2 separate regions of the Homo sapiens genome follow, and region 2 is linked to region 1. Evidence: chromatin loops called from intact Hi-C (ENCODE). Cell type or tissue: PC-3. All regions are shown on one strand. Links, peaks and the distances in the headings refer to the core of each region. The heading gives the core; the rest is flanking DNA. Region 1 overlaps LOC124902957 (a long non-coding RNA gene). Region 2 has its middle 51 kb from the start of IFNG-AS1.

Region 1 (8,336 bases), core at 20-8,019:
CCACAAAAATTCATGTGTTAAAAGTCCTAATCCCCATTACTTCAGAATGTAAACTTGTTTGGTAATAGGGTTGTTGCAGATCTAATTAGATGAGGTCTTCCTGAAGTAGTGTGGGCCTCTAGTCCAGCAGGACTGGAGTCCTTATAAAAAGAGGAAATTTGAAGTCAGACATGCACACAAGGAGAAGACAATGTGAAGATGAAAGCAGAGGTTGGGGTGATGCAGCAAAAACCACGGAACGCCAGAGGCTGCCAGCAAACCCCCAGATGCTGGGAGGGAGGCATAGAACAGATTCTTCCTCACAGACCTCAGAAGGAACTAATCCTGCCAAAATCTTGATCTCAGATGTCTACTCTTCACAGCTGTGAGACAATAAATTTCTGATGTTAAAGTCACCCAGCTTGTGGCACTTTGTTACAGCAGCCCTAGAAAATTAATACACTTTCTTGATCTAAATCAGACTCCTAGTTCTTCCTCATACCACCTCCTTTGTGGTACTTACCAAATTTGTAAATATTTTTCCCTGTGTGTCTGTCTGTGTAATGTCTATGTCTCCATTTTTCTCCAAGCTCAATGCGACACCAGTGTCTGTTTTGTCCACCACTGTCCACCCAACATTTAGAAATGAAGAGTCCCTTCATAAGCACTTTTTGATGAATACCTGGGCTGTCCGGCCATTGGAAGCAGAAATGCAACTGTTAAAGGACCACAGGCAGCGCTCCTCAGAAAGAAAAGCCAGAATGCAGGATGGTGCACACTGACAGGCTGTCTCAGCAGCCCTCTTTCAACAAGGTAAAAGATGAAGGTGGCCGGGCACGGTGGCTCATGCCTGTAATCCCAGCACTTTGGGAGGCCGAGGCGGGCTGATCACAAGGTCAGGAGATCAAGACCATCCTGGCTAACACGGTGAAACCCCTTTCTTACTAAAAATACAAAAATTAGCCAGGCGTGGTGGCGAGCACCTGTAGTCCCAGCTACTTGGGAAGCTGAGGCAGAAGAATGACCTGAACCCTGGAGGCAGAGCTTGCAGTGAGCCAAGATCGTGCCATTGCACTCCAGCCTAGGCAACAGAGCGAGACTCTGTCTCAAAAATAACAAAGGGTGAAGGTTAGCGCTGACCTCTTTGGCACAGGCTAGTCTATTCAGTTATCTAACTGGATCAGGCAGAGATCAGGAGCCTGAAGTAAGTTCTAGAAATAGAACCCCATTCCCCTGGAGACGGCAGACCTAAAGGAAGCATCACAGCGTGCATGTATTGTTGAAGAGGCAGGAGGAGTGTTCCTCTAGAATGGCAGCAACAAGCAAGCACAAGGAACCAAGCCCTTGGCAGTGGAAGGAAACCAGCTGAAGCAAGACAAGCAGAAATGATCACAGTAGCTACCACTTATTGAGTCTCAAGTGAGTGCCATGCTGAATGCTTTTCTTACATTATTTCATTAAATCCCCATAACAGACTCACCAATAAGTACTATTATTACCATTTTACATGAAAAAACTGAAGTTGAGAGAGGTTAAGCAATTTGCTCACGGGCACACTGTTAATGAATCATAAGCTAGAATTTAAAGCCAGAGATCTGCTGTTTTGATACTTTCCTAGCTTTGCAGCCTTGCATAGAACTGGCCTTGATGACTTTCTTTCATGCTGTGATTACCAAAATCTGAAAAACCTACATGTTTTAGAAAGCATTACTTACCAATAATTGCTTACTGTCTATCTCCACCTATTAGAAAGCAAACGTCTTGAGATAGCAAATGCATACTCAAACTTATTAGGATTTCGATCCAGTGAACAGTAGGAGCTCAAAAATATTTGTATTAGGAATGAATCAAATAAGCACTTATTGACCACCTAGATGTACTTTAGAAGACATTAATGTTAAAAAAAAACTTCATATTAGAAAAAGAACCCTTACAAAACTACTGCACTAGAATGAAGCATTTATCTTTTCCACTTTTCAATTGCGAAGTACTGCAATATAGTTAAAGTTTCTGTGAATAAAAAACTATTCTGTGCTGCCCTATAGAAAGTTCCCACCCTTAGTTTTACAAACTTCCCTTCTCTGTATATTCATTTTCTTCTTCTAGCTGCTTGTGCTCAACTCTCCATTGGATTCTCTTTTGCATACCTATCCCAGTTTTGCTTGCTAAACCAGGAACTTTTTGTTTTAAGAAAATATTCAGGGGCCCAGGGGAGGGATAGCATTAAGAGAAATACCTAATGTAAATGATGAGTTTATGGGTGCAACAAACCAACATGGCACATGTAAACCTATGTAACAAACCAGCACGTTGTGCACATGTACCCCAGAACTTAAAGTATAATTTTTTAAAAAGGAAAATATTAAAGGTAATCAAACAGCAGATATTTTCAAATTAGATAACTCTAAAAGATAGCTAAACCTATTAAGATTAGGCAGCTGTTGATGATAAACCTCAGAATAACTTTCTCTCTCCCCTAATACAGAAATCAGAAATCAACTGGCAGGTGCACAAGCAAGATACCAAATTCCCGTTTCCCAGCCAAGCTCCTGTGGTGAAATTGTTCCTTGGCAAATGTCCCTTTTTTTTTTTTTTTTTTTTTTTAACTTTGCCTTAAGAGGAGGAAAAGCTGCCAAATGCCAACTTGGAGAATAGTGTACAAAATGCTAAATATAAAGAGTTGAGGAATATCAGGGGCTATTTTAAAAATTAGTCTCTAATAGAGCCTGTAGTATCCTCATATGTCTAGGAAACAGCATGGCAGTCATGTTGGTTTACACCAAAAGCAATAATTCTAGGTTCAAAAGCCCAATCTACAACAGCGCTAGTAAATCTCAGTATCTTTCAACTGAAGGCCAACCTATTTAACATTTCCTGCACTCAACAGCACAAACTCAGAAAATGAGAAGCTAAGTGGAAAAACAAGTGATCAGTGGAGTTGAAAGTACTTCTGCTCTCTCTTCAGATATGACTTGGAAGTCAAATATTACAATAAAAGAGCTCACCCAAGGCTCAAATCTTGAATAGTAACTCACGCTGGTCATAAGCTCCACAATGGGAGGCTTTGAGGGGCAAAAACGCATGCATTTTGTACCTTGATATTTATGATGTTCTATCGCCACCTCCTGGAAGAAAAGACCAAGAACGCCAAAAAAAAAAAAAAAAAAAAAAAAGGGTGCTTAGTATTAAGGCTTCCAGTGAAGATAAATTTCTTCAATTCTCAAGAAAGGTAAAGACATTCTGCAGCCGCTGACAGTTCCATTTCAGATGAATTAGCATAATGTTGGGCAAACAGCAAACCTAAAAGGCAAATGTTCAAGACTCTAGCGTCAGTTATTTGCCAGCAAAAGATAACATCAAACATATGAGTAATGAGCCTTTAAAGTTGCCAGTCCCCAGGGAAGATTTGAGTTCTCATTAGTAAAGAGATATGAGATCCCATTTTGCCAGAGTCAATAGCACCGCATGAACACAGAGAGATACTAGAAGAATAATTTCCACACTTGGCTCTGAAAATAATCATCCTTATCTTTGCATTTTAAGTCTCAGAATTTGGCAAAAGAGTTCTAAGGATTTTAAAACATTAATAACAAGACTAAGAATGTTCCCAGATGAACTCTTATTTCTCAGACTATCTTGTTGGAGTTATTTACACATATGGCACAAACAAAGCCAAATGAATTGGAATATTTGACTTTCTCTCCACAAGATCTTACCAGTCTTTGTTTCTCAAGGTTTAGTTTGCATAAGGACAAAGGAATACAGTCGAATACTTAAAAGTATTATTTTAAAACACACTTTTATCTTGATAGTTATGTCTTTTCCATCAATATCTCTATTCACTATGTGAAAAAAAAAAGTCATACAACTTCAGAGTAGAAAGCATTTCAGTCCAACCACTTCACAGTCGCAAATCACAAGCTATTCACCCAGGAGGAAGAGCTGCTAAAGTCAATTCCCACTAAATTTCACCAGGGGCAGTTTAAACCTTCTGTTCTGTCTAGACATTTTGCCCTCCTCTGCCCAAACATCCTGACTTTTAAGGAGTTTTACAGCTTAGTCAACTCACCAACATCCTGAAGTAGGCTGAGATTGCAGATTTCTTTTCTGAATACCAATTATGCTTATTTATAAAACACAGAACATGGAGCAGAGAATTTAAGATTTTAGAGCTGCAAGTCACCTTCCTTTTATAATCCACAAAAGTGATTTGCTGTGATACCTGATGGCCTCTTTTGGAAAACAGAAGGCTTGAACACAGCATTGAAATGTGTCAGACTTTCTTTTTAAAATTTTTTCAGCTTCTTTTGAGGGTATATCCTGTAAAGCACTATGAGAAACATCCGAAAGACACAATTCTTATCCCCCAAAAGCCAATTATGTTGTCTGACTTCGGTTTCCTAAGCTACCCACAAACTGAAAGGCAAGGTATGGTGGTCAAAGAGTAAAGTCGACGTCTACACAGAAGCTTCCCTCTTTCCCTCAGCTCTGCCTCTTTCCAGTGCTGCTCATGTGATATGATACTTAGTCAAGCTTACTTTTTAAGTCAGCCACTTCGTGGGAACACTTTCCGGAGTGATGGCCAGCAGAATAGCTAAACTTTGTTACTGCCAAACCTCTTCTTGAGACAGGAACTCTGCCTACACAAAGCAAAAACAATATTTCAGCATCCCACCCTCCCTTTGAACCCACATTTGGAGTCATAGTTTCAGTTTTCATAACTATCCGGAAAACTGAAATGCTTCACTGGCCCACAACCAAACTCTTGGGCTCTTTTCAAGTCTGCCATCTCCCCCTTTTCATTCCACTTCCTCCCTCACTGTGAAACCTTGCTTGCTTGGACACTCCTGTAGTTTTAGACACCTTCCTGTCGATCTTTGAGCTATTTACCAGCTGAACATTTGTATTGTTAGTGTTAAATGATAAATTCATATAGCTAAGACACTTGACCAAGATAGACCGATACTATCATTTGAGCAACTGTCTCCTGCAATCTGTCATCACAATGAGATAGCCATGTTCTAACCTATCAGTAAGATTATACAAAAGTAAACAGAGTTGTCGGTATAAAATTGATTGTCAGCCGGGCACAGTGGCTCAAGCTTGTAATCCCAGCACTTTGGGAGGCCGAGGTGGGTGGATCACAAGGTCAGAAGTTTGAGACCAGCCTGGCCAAGACAGTGAAATGCCGCCTCTTCTAAAGATACAAAAATTAGCTGGGCATGGTGGCAGGTGCCTGTAATTCCAGCTACTTGGGAAGCTGAGGCAGGAGAATCTCTTGAACCTGGGAGGTGGAGGTTGCAGTGAGCCAAGATCGCGCCACTGCACTCCACAGAGCTAGACTCCATCTTGAAAAAAAAAAAATGCCACTGAGAGGTCATCTTTTATGAAATTCAAAAGTTTCAGAAATGTATCTAAATTGTCACCAATCCTTTCCCTGTAGTGTTCACCAGCCTCTGATCAGTTGATTTTAGGCAAATTTCTCACCTTCCACACTTGCAACACAAACTCAACTTCCAGCATACAGAGCTACTTGAAGGTTTCCCTAAATACACTAGGCACCCTCAGTCACTACACTACATATATGCTCTTGCTTTTTTGCCCAATGCCTGCCTTTTGACAGTCTGAGTAATGCCTACTTGTTTTCAAACTTCAGCTCAGGAGCTGCCTTCGCTTGTCTCATCCAAGCAGTCTGCAGCCCCTTGCTTTTATGCTCCTACAAGACCCTATTTATAACTCCATCACAGTGCCCATCATATGCTGGTAAAATGGTTTGTTTTCCCCTCTCACCTGCCATAGGTTCATTCTGAAAAAAGATTAAGAGTTTGACTCTGCAACCCCAGCACCCCAGGCTGTATCTAACACGTGGTAGGCAAACTGCAAATGTTTGCCAGATGGATGACCATTCCTGATGGCCAAGACATTAAGAAAGGGGCTGTTTTCCAGTGGTCCATAGCACTATGGACAGCTAAGATGACTGCCTCACCAGTTCAGAAGAAGAATAAGACATGCTCTCACTTACTTTCCTCCCTCCCCTTGTAACATGTATCTGGCGTTCTAGACAGCCCCATTTCCCCATCAGCCAAAGTTTTGGACCTATCAAGAATAAATCTTTAATTGAAGTCTATTAGTCTGTTCTCACACTGCTATACCTGATACTGGGTAATTTATGAAGAAAAGAGGTTTAATTGACTCACAGTTCCACAGGCTATACAGGAAGCATGAGGCTAGAAGGCCTCAGGAAACTTACAATCACGGCAGATGACTAAGGGAAAGCAAGCACATCTTACCATGATGAATCAGGAAAGAAAAAGAAGAGGGAGGTGCCACATGCTTTTAAACGATCAGATCTCATGAGAACTCACTCACTACCAGGAGAACAGCAAGAAGGAAACCTGCCCCCATGATCCAGTGACCTCCCACCAGTCCCCTCCTCCAATTCAACATGAGATTTGGGCAGGAAAAGAAATCCAAACCATATCATGAAGCTTTAATTGAAATGTTTGATTCTTCAAATAAATTACTTTCAAGTCAACCCAAGTGGCGTACAACTCTTGTAAACAAGTTTTCTAAATTTTGGTCACATTTTATTAACAAGTATTGAAATTTTAAATCAAGGCATTCAACAAGTGGAAGAACAAAAACCTTCAGCTTGCAAAACTTTTTAGAGAATTAAAGTTATTGAAAACAAAACTTACAGAAGAGCAAATGAAATTTGTCTATACAAAAAAAAAGGATGTGAACAAATGTTAACAATACAAATTTAAACAGGATACAGGATTTAATTTTGAAATTCTATAATTGCACTTTGGAATATTTCAACTTGAAGAGTCTTTTGATGGAGCTCCTACGTTTATTCAGATAAATTGGCATTCTGTTCCAGAATAGAATGGAATAGAGTTGAGAAGTCTACATTTTCACAAAACCTAAATTTGGTGAAATGCTCCAAACAGTCATAAAGACAACGTTTTTCTTCCTTTTATTTTTTTTTCTTTTTTGATTAAACATGTCTTTATTATCAGTATGCCTGATTCTGTGGAAAGCCGACTGGAACCCTGGTCATTCTGACTCTCGGGGCCTCATGTTCCAAGGTTGGCTGCTGCAACTCTCTCTTGAGCTCTACCTGTGTGTACATCTTGGTGATGTCATTGTACCTGCCTTTGGGGGGCTGGTAGTTAGAGACCCATAGTGTATAATCTGGACCTTCCCATTCAAAGGGGAACATGCTGCAGTCCCACTTGATGGTCTCAGTGGGGAACTCAGGGGACTTGAGTGGTAGCTCCTGCAGAGCTTCCTGCTGGGTCCCCAGCACAGCCTTGATGGTGTCCCTGTCCATAGTGTGCTCTCGCTGCTTGTACAGAGACCACTCATCAGAAGCAGAGCTCTCCACTCACTCTCCTCCAAGGAGAGCTCCACCTGAGGCCACTGGCTTGCTTTATCCAAGAACCTCACAAGGCTAATAAAATCTGCAACAAGAATGAGCTCTTGGCTAGCCTTTTCCAGTTTTCATATCTTATTTTTCAAGCAGCCCTTTCCTGCTTGGTCTTTTTTAGAATTCACCTTCTGCTCTCGAAGAGGTTCTGCTCTCACAGGAATGAGTTCGTAGGAGGACAACACTGAAGCTCGCTGGTGGGTGCCTCAAACCTGCTCCAGAAGCCACTGGGTAGGCACATAGTGCATGCCAGCTCACAGCCTAGCACTAGGACTAGTTGGCAGCCTGGCCCTGAGAAATATTGATCTACAAGATTTGTCTTATAGAAGTGCATGTCAAAGAAAGGCATTCCAGATTGAAAGAAAAATATCTAGGCTAAAATGTTTACCCATTTTAATATATTTTAAAAGAGAATTGGGAATATCTTCTATTTAGCCGCATTTGTTGTGAGCTTACTGATTACCTCACCACTGACAGAGAGAATATATTCTCATTAAAAATAGAATTTTCATCTAGAAGTAAATATATCAAACATTTTCCATTTATATATCATAAAATTATATTTTGAAGATTAGAGGCAATTTTATTAAAATTTTGGAACCAAATTAGGGAAAAAAGCATTATTTACTCAAAGAATAAAGAAAGAAAAGAAGGGGAGGAGGAAGAGAAACAATGTCATAGGCTTAAAGGCAGACCAAACTAAGAAACTAAGTAAAATACAGTACTATGTTTGAAGAGTAATTATTACACTTGTGTTTTTTGAAATATTCAATCAATATATCTGCTTTAATAATTTTTTATTTTTTGTTTTTATTTTTGATCTTTGTTTTTTATTTTTGCTTTAATATTTTTAGAGAGACCTTTTAAAACAGTTTTAATGGAATTGTTTTATATGCTTAACAATAACATAAAACCAGTTTGTTGA
Region 2 (8,336 bases), core at 115-8,114, 690 kb before region 1:
TAGAATCAGTGGCAGCCCTGAGCTTGGTTTTTTTTTTGTTTGTTTTCTGTTTTTGATGGAGTCTCGCTCCGTCACTCAGGCCAGAGTGCAGCGGCACGATCTCGGCTCACTGCAACCCCTGCCTCCCAGATTCAAGCAATTCTCCTGCCTCAGCCTCCCAAGTAGCTGGGATTACAGATGCCTGCCACCACACTTGGCTAATTTTTGTATTTTTGGTAGAGACGGGGTTTCACCATGTTGGCCAGGCTGGTCTCGAGCTCCTGACCTCAAGTGATCCGCCAGCCTCGGCCTCCCAAAGTGCTGGGATTACAGGCGTGAGCCACTTCGCCCAGCCTCCTGAGCTTGTTTTCCTGCAACTAGATGGTCCCATCTGGGGGTGATGGGAGACAATGACAGATCATCAAGCATTAGATTCTCACTCATCTCCTGAAGCTCATGCCTTTTATATATAAAATACCTACGGGAATTTGGTTAACAAAGGCAGCTAAAATGATGTGAGGACATGAAGTCCAATAGGCAAATATTGGATCAGAACATTATGCCAGAGATGTCCGGAGCTCTCTGGGAGGTGTTGAGAGATGAATGAAGGGTGGGGGATAGGCACTGACAACCCTTGGAGAGCCAGGTGGAGAGGTAGTGATGATTAACTTTAGTTGCTCTCCCACAAGGCTGGGAGAAATTAATGAGCAACAGAATGAATAAGCAAGTTTACTAAAGTTTAGGCAACTTCAATGACTTGAATATGCATAATGTACCACTGCTAAGACATAGTTGAGTAAAGAGGTATGCAACTAAAAATTCCCCAGGCTTCACTAGATTATGTTAGAAAATACATTAATTACAGAATATTCAAATCCTGTGGTTAATTGTCTTCATTCCTGAAACAAAGCCCAAAGTCCTTGCAAAGTTGCCTCCCCACCAGCCTTTTTGGAGCCATCAGGGCATATGCTCAGAGATAAATCTGCTCATATGGCACCTGCTACCTTCCTGGCATGCATCTCTCAGGTGTCGTCTCAGGAGATTGTCCCTCTCCTGCTGGGTGTCACAGACTTGGGGAGCCTGCAGCCAGGCACTGCCACTGAGCCTCACCACTGAGGGGTTTATGAGGCCATCCTGGCTTTAGGGGCTCCAAGTGTCACGTTGACCAAAGCAGTCCATTTTCATCTGTTTTATAAAGGGTCCTGTGTATCTCAATGGAAAAGTATTCAGCCTTCTAAAAGATGTTTGAAGACGATTTCACCAGAGCTTCCATGGAGCCAGGACCCTGCTGTATTTCAGGGAAAAGTGGGCAAGTGTTCATTTTCCAGCTTGATGCAGAACTTTGTTGCCTGGGGAGCAAAGTACCGCTGTTCAAACTCCAAGTCTTACAAAATTGCTTATTAAAATAATTCCTGACATTTTGGCTTCTACATCTTTTCTCCCTAGGTGTCAGGCCTAATCAGTGAAGTAGACTGGAATTAAACACCCCATCTTTTTCTGTCAGAGTTCTCAGTTGTCACCAATTAAAATCTAGTAGTAGCAGAAAAGGAATTTATTAAAGAATATAAGATTTCCCAGGAGGCCGGAAAGCAGGCTGGGAGGCTTCCCAGCCAGCACCAATTCTCAGAGTCACAGTAAAGAACAGACCAGGTGGGAATAACTGCTGACTCCACCAGGCACAGACTCCTGCTGGTACTAGCTCGTGGTGTGACCTTAGCCATCCCTCCCTCTAGTAACTGAATTCACCAGCTGCCATTCTCACCAGAGTGGGCTCTAGGTGGCACTTGTTTCTTTGCAATACATGCTTGTGATTAGAAAACTTGCTGAGGTGCACGTGATTGTCTGGGTCTGTGTCACAGACCAGTGTACTGGCTGCAGAGGAGGTGGGGAATTCTCCAAATATAGGAAGTGTGTTCAATTGTGTTGAGAAGCCCAGACGAGTGATAACATGTTCACTTGAACATCGCTGTCCTCGGGTTCTCTTCCTCTCCTCTATACCTACCCCCAACTACACCCACGCCAAAGCCACAGTACCTTTCCTCCTCATCCACTTAAAGCCAAATATTTCATTAGAATTGAATTATTTGAGGCCTGTCACCACCACCTCACCAAACATGCCCAGACATGACTGAACCTCAGCACTGGAAACACTTAGGCTCAAGCTGAAAGTTTCTTAAGTGCTACACATTAGAAACAACCAACCATTCCTAAACTAGTCCATGAAACCACAGGACACTAAGAAAGGATAGCCCAGATCTAGTAAAGAACACAAACATGTTTTCATGACAGTGATAATAGATCTTCGTTTACACCACCACTGATTTGAAAGGCTATACTGTTTGTTTTGTTTCTTCTTTTATTCTTTATTCAATATTCAACTTAACTATTGAGTGGACCTAAGCACTGTTAATAAAGCAGTAAACAAAGCCCTGCCCATAAAGTGTTAATATTCTAGAGGGAGACGCAGACTATGAACAAGGACTCAAATGCATACACAGTGTAAGTTCAGACAGTGATAAGTACATTAAGGAAAATAAAGGAGGGTTAAGGAATAGACGGTGATGGGACTGATGCTCATTTATATTGAGTGGTCTGGGAAGGTTCAAGCAGATTTGAATCATGGAACAGTGTAATATGAAGAGATTTGGGATCAGAGGTGCCTGAGTTGAAAACATACCCAGGAGCTAAAGTGAGAGGAAGAAGGTCAGAGTGTGGTGGAAAGAAGCCTGAAGATGAAATGAGACAGATAAATAGGGCCAAAATATGGAGGTTCTTGTGGGCCACCATTAGGAGTTTAGCTTTTATTCTAAGCATAATTGAAAGCCATTGGATAGTTCTAAGATGAGCAGTGATGATAGGCTTAGACTTACATTTTTTCAAAGTTCTCACTGGCTGCCCTATAAATAGTAGATTATGGGGTTTTAAATTGGAGATGAGGAACCTCTCAGTAGACTTTGCTGTGATCCAGGTAGAGAAACATGTTGGGTTGGACGAGGGTGGGAGCAGTGGAGATGGTGAGATCAGATCAGGTTTGGGATGTATTTTGCAGCCCAGTCTGTCAGGATTTGCTGATGCTTTGTATGTGAAAATGAGGCAGAAAGAATCCAGTATGAACTTCTAGGAAAGCACTTTGTGACCGATTGTATTTTATGGAAATGACTACAGTATTTCCTGTTAATATAGTTTTCCAGAAACTTGCTACTCCCTCATCAAGAGTTGGAGTCTGTGTCCTATCCCCTTGGAACTAAGAGGGCTTTTGTTAGACTTTTAACTATTAAAATATGGCAGAAGTGATACATGTCTTTTCTGAGTCATTAAAACGTGATCCCACTGCTGCCTGATTTCACTGGGACACTCATGCTGTAACCCAGCTACCATGCTGTGAGGAAGCCCAGGTCGCATGGAAAGGGCCAAGTGGAAAGGCACCCAGGCCCCAGCCCTCAGTATCAGCTATGCTTCCTGCCAACAGTCAAGATTTTCTTGCTAGCTTTTGAGTGAGGTTTATTGGACGTATGCTCTCAGATGCATGACTGGATCCTTCTCATTACTACACTTATTCCAGTCCTTGATTTTTGTCTACAAAGTGATTTGAACTATTAGAAAACGTCCCCAAAGCAGGCTATAAATGGCCCTGAGCTCAGTCTCCATTTTGTATGATTCACAGTGCCCTTCTCCCCGTTTTTCCATCAGACAGGACATCTTTCTCTGAACCTGTCGTCCACTCTGTTCTTATTCCTCTGCTGCCCTCTAGGGGCCATTAGCCACATTGCCCCATTTAGATCCTTTATGCTTGGGGGAAAAAAAAAAAGTTACCATTGATTGACTGGAAGGAACTATTCTAAACACTTCATATATACTTACTCCTTTATTCTTGACAATCCTATAAGGCAGATACTACTATTAGCCTCCTTTTAAAGATGAGACAACAGAGATTAAAAAATTAAGTAATTTGTCTAGGCAAGGTCCTACAATGACAAAGCTGGAATTTGAACCAAGGCAGTCTTGTTCTAGAGTTTATATCTGCATTATCCTCCTTCTCCTTTGGTAGGACAAAGTAGATCTATTGGGCATGCATATGAGACTTGTTTACATCTATACCTTGTAAAAATAAATTTGCTTTTAAACTTAGGTATTTATCTTTTGCCTTGATGACGGCAGCAGGTGCCTAAATGGCCTCCCCAGGCATGAACAGATTCCCCACCAGTTCTGCTCTCCATGCGGTAACCAGAGTGACCTTTTTAAAAAATTGTGAATGAATAAACTAAAGAATACTTTCTCTCATCACCTCTTCTCTATACAGAAAAAAATATAACCAGTCTTACCAAAAAGTTAGATTAGTCAGCTAAGCAAACAGGGTTCGAATATTCTAGCACCCTGAAACCACAGTCTAAAATGGTCTTCTGATGTGTGGTTATAACACTTAATATACAGTGTTTGTCTCTTAGTAACTTTAGGTTTATCTTATTCAGCATCACATTATTTATCCTGTAAGGAAGTAAGCATATCTTCTCTGTTTCATAAGAAGATACCTTACTGTACAAAATGGTACTGTGGCCTAAAGTCACCCAATAAATATGGTGCAGGTTTGGAGTTGTTACTTAGAGTAGAATGCAACTCCTAAAATCTAAATATTTTTCAAAACCTGGATGAGATGTGCAGTGGAACCCTGTAAACACAATCTTTTTTTTGAGACGGAGTCTCGCTCTTTCGCCCAGGCCGGAGTGCAGTGGCGCTATCTCGGCTCACTGCAAGCTCCGCCTCCCGGGTTCACGCCATTCTCCTGCCTTAGCCTCCGGAGTAGCTGGGACTACAGGCGCCCGCCACCGCGCCCGGCTAATTTTTTATGTTTTTAGTTGATACGGGGTTTCACTGTGTTAGCCAGGATGGTCTCGATCTCCTGACCTCGTGATCTGCCCGCCTCGGCCTTCCAAAGTGCTGGGATTACAGGCAGGAGCCACCGCGCCCAGACAACACAATCTTAAACAGAAGCTTTATATGTAAACCACATAAAAGCTGCGCAAGTTGAATAGGAGGCAATAAATGAGGGAGGTGTGTGCTTGGGCCTCTAGAAAGACATAGGAAGCATATTTGAGAAATCTCTAGGGCTTGGCTTCAAAAACATTATTGTAAAGCATGTGTGCATCTAAGGTAACGGCGCTATAACTTGTAATAAAGATGGGAAGGAGAGAAGCTGCCAATCCCAAACTGATGGTCAATATTTGTGGATTCCAACATTCCCAGTTCCTTTATTTATTTCTGGACTATCTAGTTTTCTATGGCTCATCAAATAAAAATCAATATGCCCATATTTACACAAAGCCACCTTCATGCCCTCTTCCAGGAGGAACCAGAGAACTTGAGACTTCCCAGCTACAATTTCCAACCTTGCTCTTCTGGGTTTTCCATTCCATGTTGAGCACTCAGAGATTTTACTAGGTTTAAGCTTTCTTGCCTGGTGGGTGGGAGTAGGGAGGGGGGTGGAAATGAGGTGACCATTTATTGAGTATTTGCTCTGAGGCAGTGGTGGTGGGGTCGGGGGTTCCTTCCTGCTTATCAGAGCTGTGCACCTGCTCACTTGCCAGATGATATGCAAAAAAGAATCCAAAGAAGCAGCAAGAAAGCCAATACGTTTTCTTAGATCAAAATGACATATCCCAAAGCTCCTCTCTTTCCGATTATTTTTGATGAGAGCAAAATTATTATACTCAACTCCAGTGTGAATCTACATCACAGGGGGAGATTATTTTAGGTGAAAATTCCCTTATGATTAAATAGATGTTTGTGTGCTTATTTTTGTTGTTTTAAGAATCCTCCAGGATAATTCTGATGCAAACAGGCCTAAAGCCAGAAAGACTGACATACAGGTTTATTTGATAAATTGAAGTTTATTAAATACTATGACCATTATTTTCTGCATTAACCTTATAATATTGGTCACTTGTCTTCCTTTCAAGTTTAAAAACATTTTTTTAAACAGGCTTGAAACCTGCGGGGAAAACATATTATTGTGACATATCACATATCACAACATATCACATTGGCCCTGAGGATTAAACTGTTTCCAGATCCATCTGGTCTGACAGACATAAGTGATTGATTCTTGCTTGGTCTGTAACACACCCCAAATGCATTCACCTGCTATGCCATTGCCCCCTCTTCATTTTCTACTATGAGCTTTAAAAAACTGGAGTTATACATCTCATGGCTCTTAAACTAATGCATGGCTTGTTCCTGACTGCCTTCCAGCACTGGAAGAAAAAAGTAATATCTTTGTGACAGCATGATTACTTCCACCTGTGACAGCTCTTCTCCATTGTGAAATCTGCAAAGAAATCATCTGGAAGGGGAAAATACATGTGTTCTGGGATTAAAGACATAACAGGCATGTACTGAATGTGTCAAAAAATTTGAGATGTTGAGGGAGCTGAAGACAAGCCCTCTACATTGTAGATGTAGTACCATAAGGAATTTTCTAAAGAAGTCTTATGAAGCAATTGTTTTCAGTGGTTTACTACATTTATGAATCTTCAGCCCATCAGTGGAAAATATGATGCTCTGAGAGTCAGCCATGAAGCTGGGCTAGAGTGGGGTGCTAGTTTATCTTGAAAGATAGTTCTTTCAAGATGTATAATGCCCTGTTTCTCCCAGCTATTACATTTCACTTCATTTCTCTAGACCACAGGGTTCTAAGACACTTAGTCTAATTTAGAGGCAGTCTTTTGTTAAGACACCACTGAAGCATATAAAGTTCAGCCAGTGGGACCCAATTGGGTAGCTTTATAGAGAGAAGTCCAGATTTAGTTATCAATGTTAATAGGTAGGTCTTTTCATTAATGTCAGCCAACCAATGTACTACAACACATCATATTGTTTTTTAAAGGACACATCTAATTAGCATCATGATCAGACTATTACATTGAGCAGTCAACAGCATGGGTGCAAAGAAAAATTGACATTAAAACCCTTTATAGGCATGGTTTACACTTTCTACAGAACAGAAACTAAAATAAACTGTTGTACAATTGGTCACAACTACAGTCCTTGAGATTTTTGCCCATACACATGAATATTGTCAAAAACATGTCTTCTTTGTAGCAGCTAGGTCCTACCACGACTGTGCTTGGCTGAGTTAAAAAATCTGTTGTAACCTGTAGTTTCCTTGTCATGTTTCCAGCTGTCCTCTCCTGCTAAGCTTTGTCTCGTGACAGTAATTAAAATCTGGCTGGGCACAGTGGCTCATGCCTATAATCCTAGCACTTTGGGAGGCCAAGGCGGGTGGATCACGAGGTCAGGAGTTTGAGATCAGTCTGGCCAACATAGTGAAACCCCATCCCTACTAAAAATACAAAAAATTAGCTGGGTGTGGTGGTGGGCACCAGCTACTAGGGAGGCTGAGGCAGGAGAATTGTGTGAACCCAGGAGGCAGAGGTTGCAGTGAGCCGAGATCACGCCATTGCACTCCAGCCCGGGGGCAACAGTGCGAGACTCCGTCTCCAAACAACAACGACAAAAAAAAAAAAAAACAAAAACAAAAAACAGTAGCTACTGCTGTAGCTACTGTTGCTACTGGAACCACCATAGCCACCTTGGTTTCGTGGTTTGGCAAAGTATTGGCCTCCACCACCATAGGGGTCAGAGCTTCTGCCTTCAAAGTTTCCTGCCTTCATGGGTTCAAAATCTGAAGACTGATTGTTGTACTTGCCAAAATCATTGTATCTTCTACCACTTCTGCAATTGCTTCCACTACCACTGCCAAAGCCCCTTCTGCTTCCGTCGTTATAGCTGTCACAGAAGCCACTGCCCTTGTTTCTACAACCCTCTCCACCACTTCCATAGCCTTGGCTTTCTTCAGAGTAACCAGGGCCACCTCCTCCATAACCAGTGTCATTACCAAATCCATTATAGTCATCCTCACTGCCACCATATCCACTACTATCACAGCTGCCGCCAAAGCCACCATGACCACTGAAGTTTTCTCCATGACCAAAGTTGTCTATCCCACCAAAACTGCCTCCATGACCACCACCAAAGTTTCCAGAACAATTTTGGCTTCTTTGCCTGGATGAAGCACTAGCCACCTCTTGCTTTGACAGGGCTTTCCTAACTTCACAGTTGTGGCCATTCCCAATGTGGTATTTCTGAATGACAGTCTTATCCACGAAGTCATGGCCATCAAAGGTGACAAAAGCAAAGCGCTTTTTCTTGCCACTGCCTTGGTCAGTCATGGTTTCAATCACTTCAATTTTCCCATGCTGTTCAAAATAATCTCTTTGGTGATGTTCTTCAGTGTCTTCTTTAATGCCGCCAACAAATATCTTTTTCACGGCTAAGTGGGCACTTGGTCTCTGAGAATCTTC

Evidence for each region. Hi-C counts contacts between places; a loop is a spot of excess contacts. Peaks named below come from ENCODE experiments on the same cell type or tissue, not always from the same donor. Only the 100,000 strongest peaks of a DNase experiment are listed, where the experiment ranks them.
Region 2: a loop joins it to region 1, with 2.9 times the contacts of the local background. A loop is called at or near these places in 18 of 110 quality-filtered maps.

What each region holds. Positions count from the first base shown.
Region 1 is chr12:67,350,793-67,359,128 of GRCh38, reverse strand. LOC124902957 (a long non-coding RNA gene) reads right to left here. Exons shown (of 2, transcript XR_007063354.1): 2 at 6,449-8,336. It also overlaps the pseudogene MRPL40P1. Among named protein-coding and RNA genes, the nearest start is that of CAND1, 86 kb to the right of the region's middle. In PC-3, for the core only: a CTCF peak has its summit at 3,127 (motif pointing left); a DNase peak (open chromatin) is centred at 3,078.
Region 2 is chr12:68,036,031-68,044,366 of GRCh38, reverse strand. It overlaps the pseudogene HNRNPA1P70. Among named protein-coding and RNA genes, the nearest start is that of IFNG-AS1, 51 kb to the right of the region's middle. RefSeq lists an enhancer at 1,911-2,160. In PC-3, for the core only: CTCF peaks have their summits at 1,751 (motif pointing right) and 3,735 (motif pointing left); a DNase peak (open chromatin) is centred at 3,716.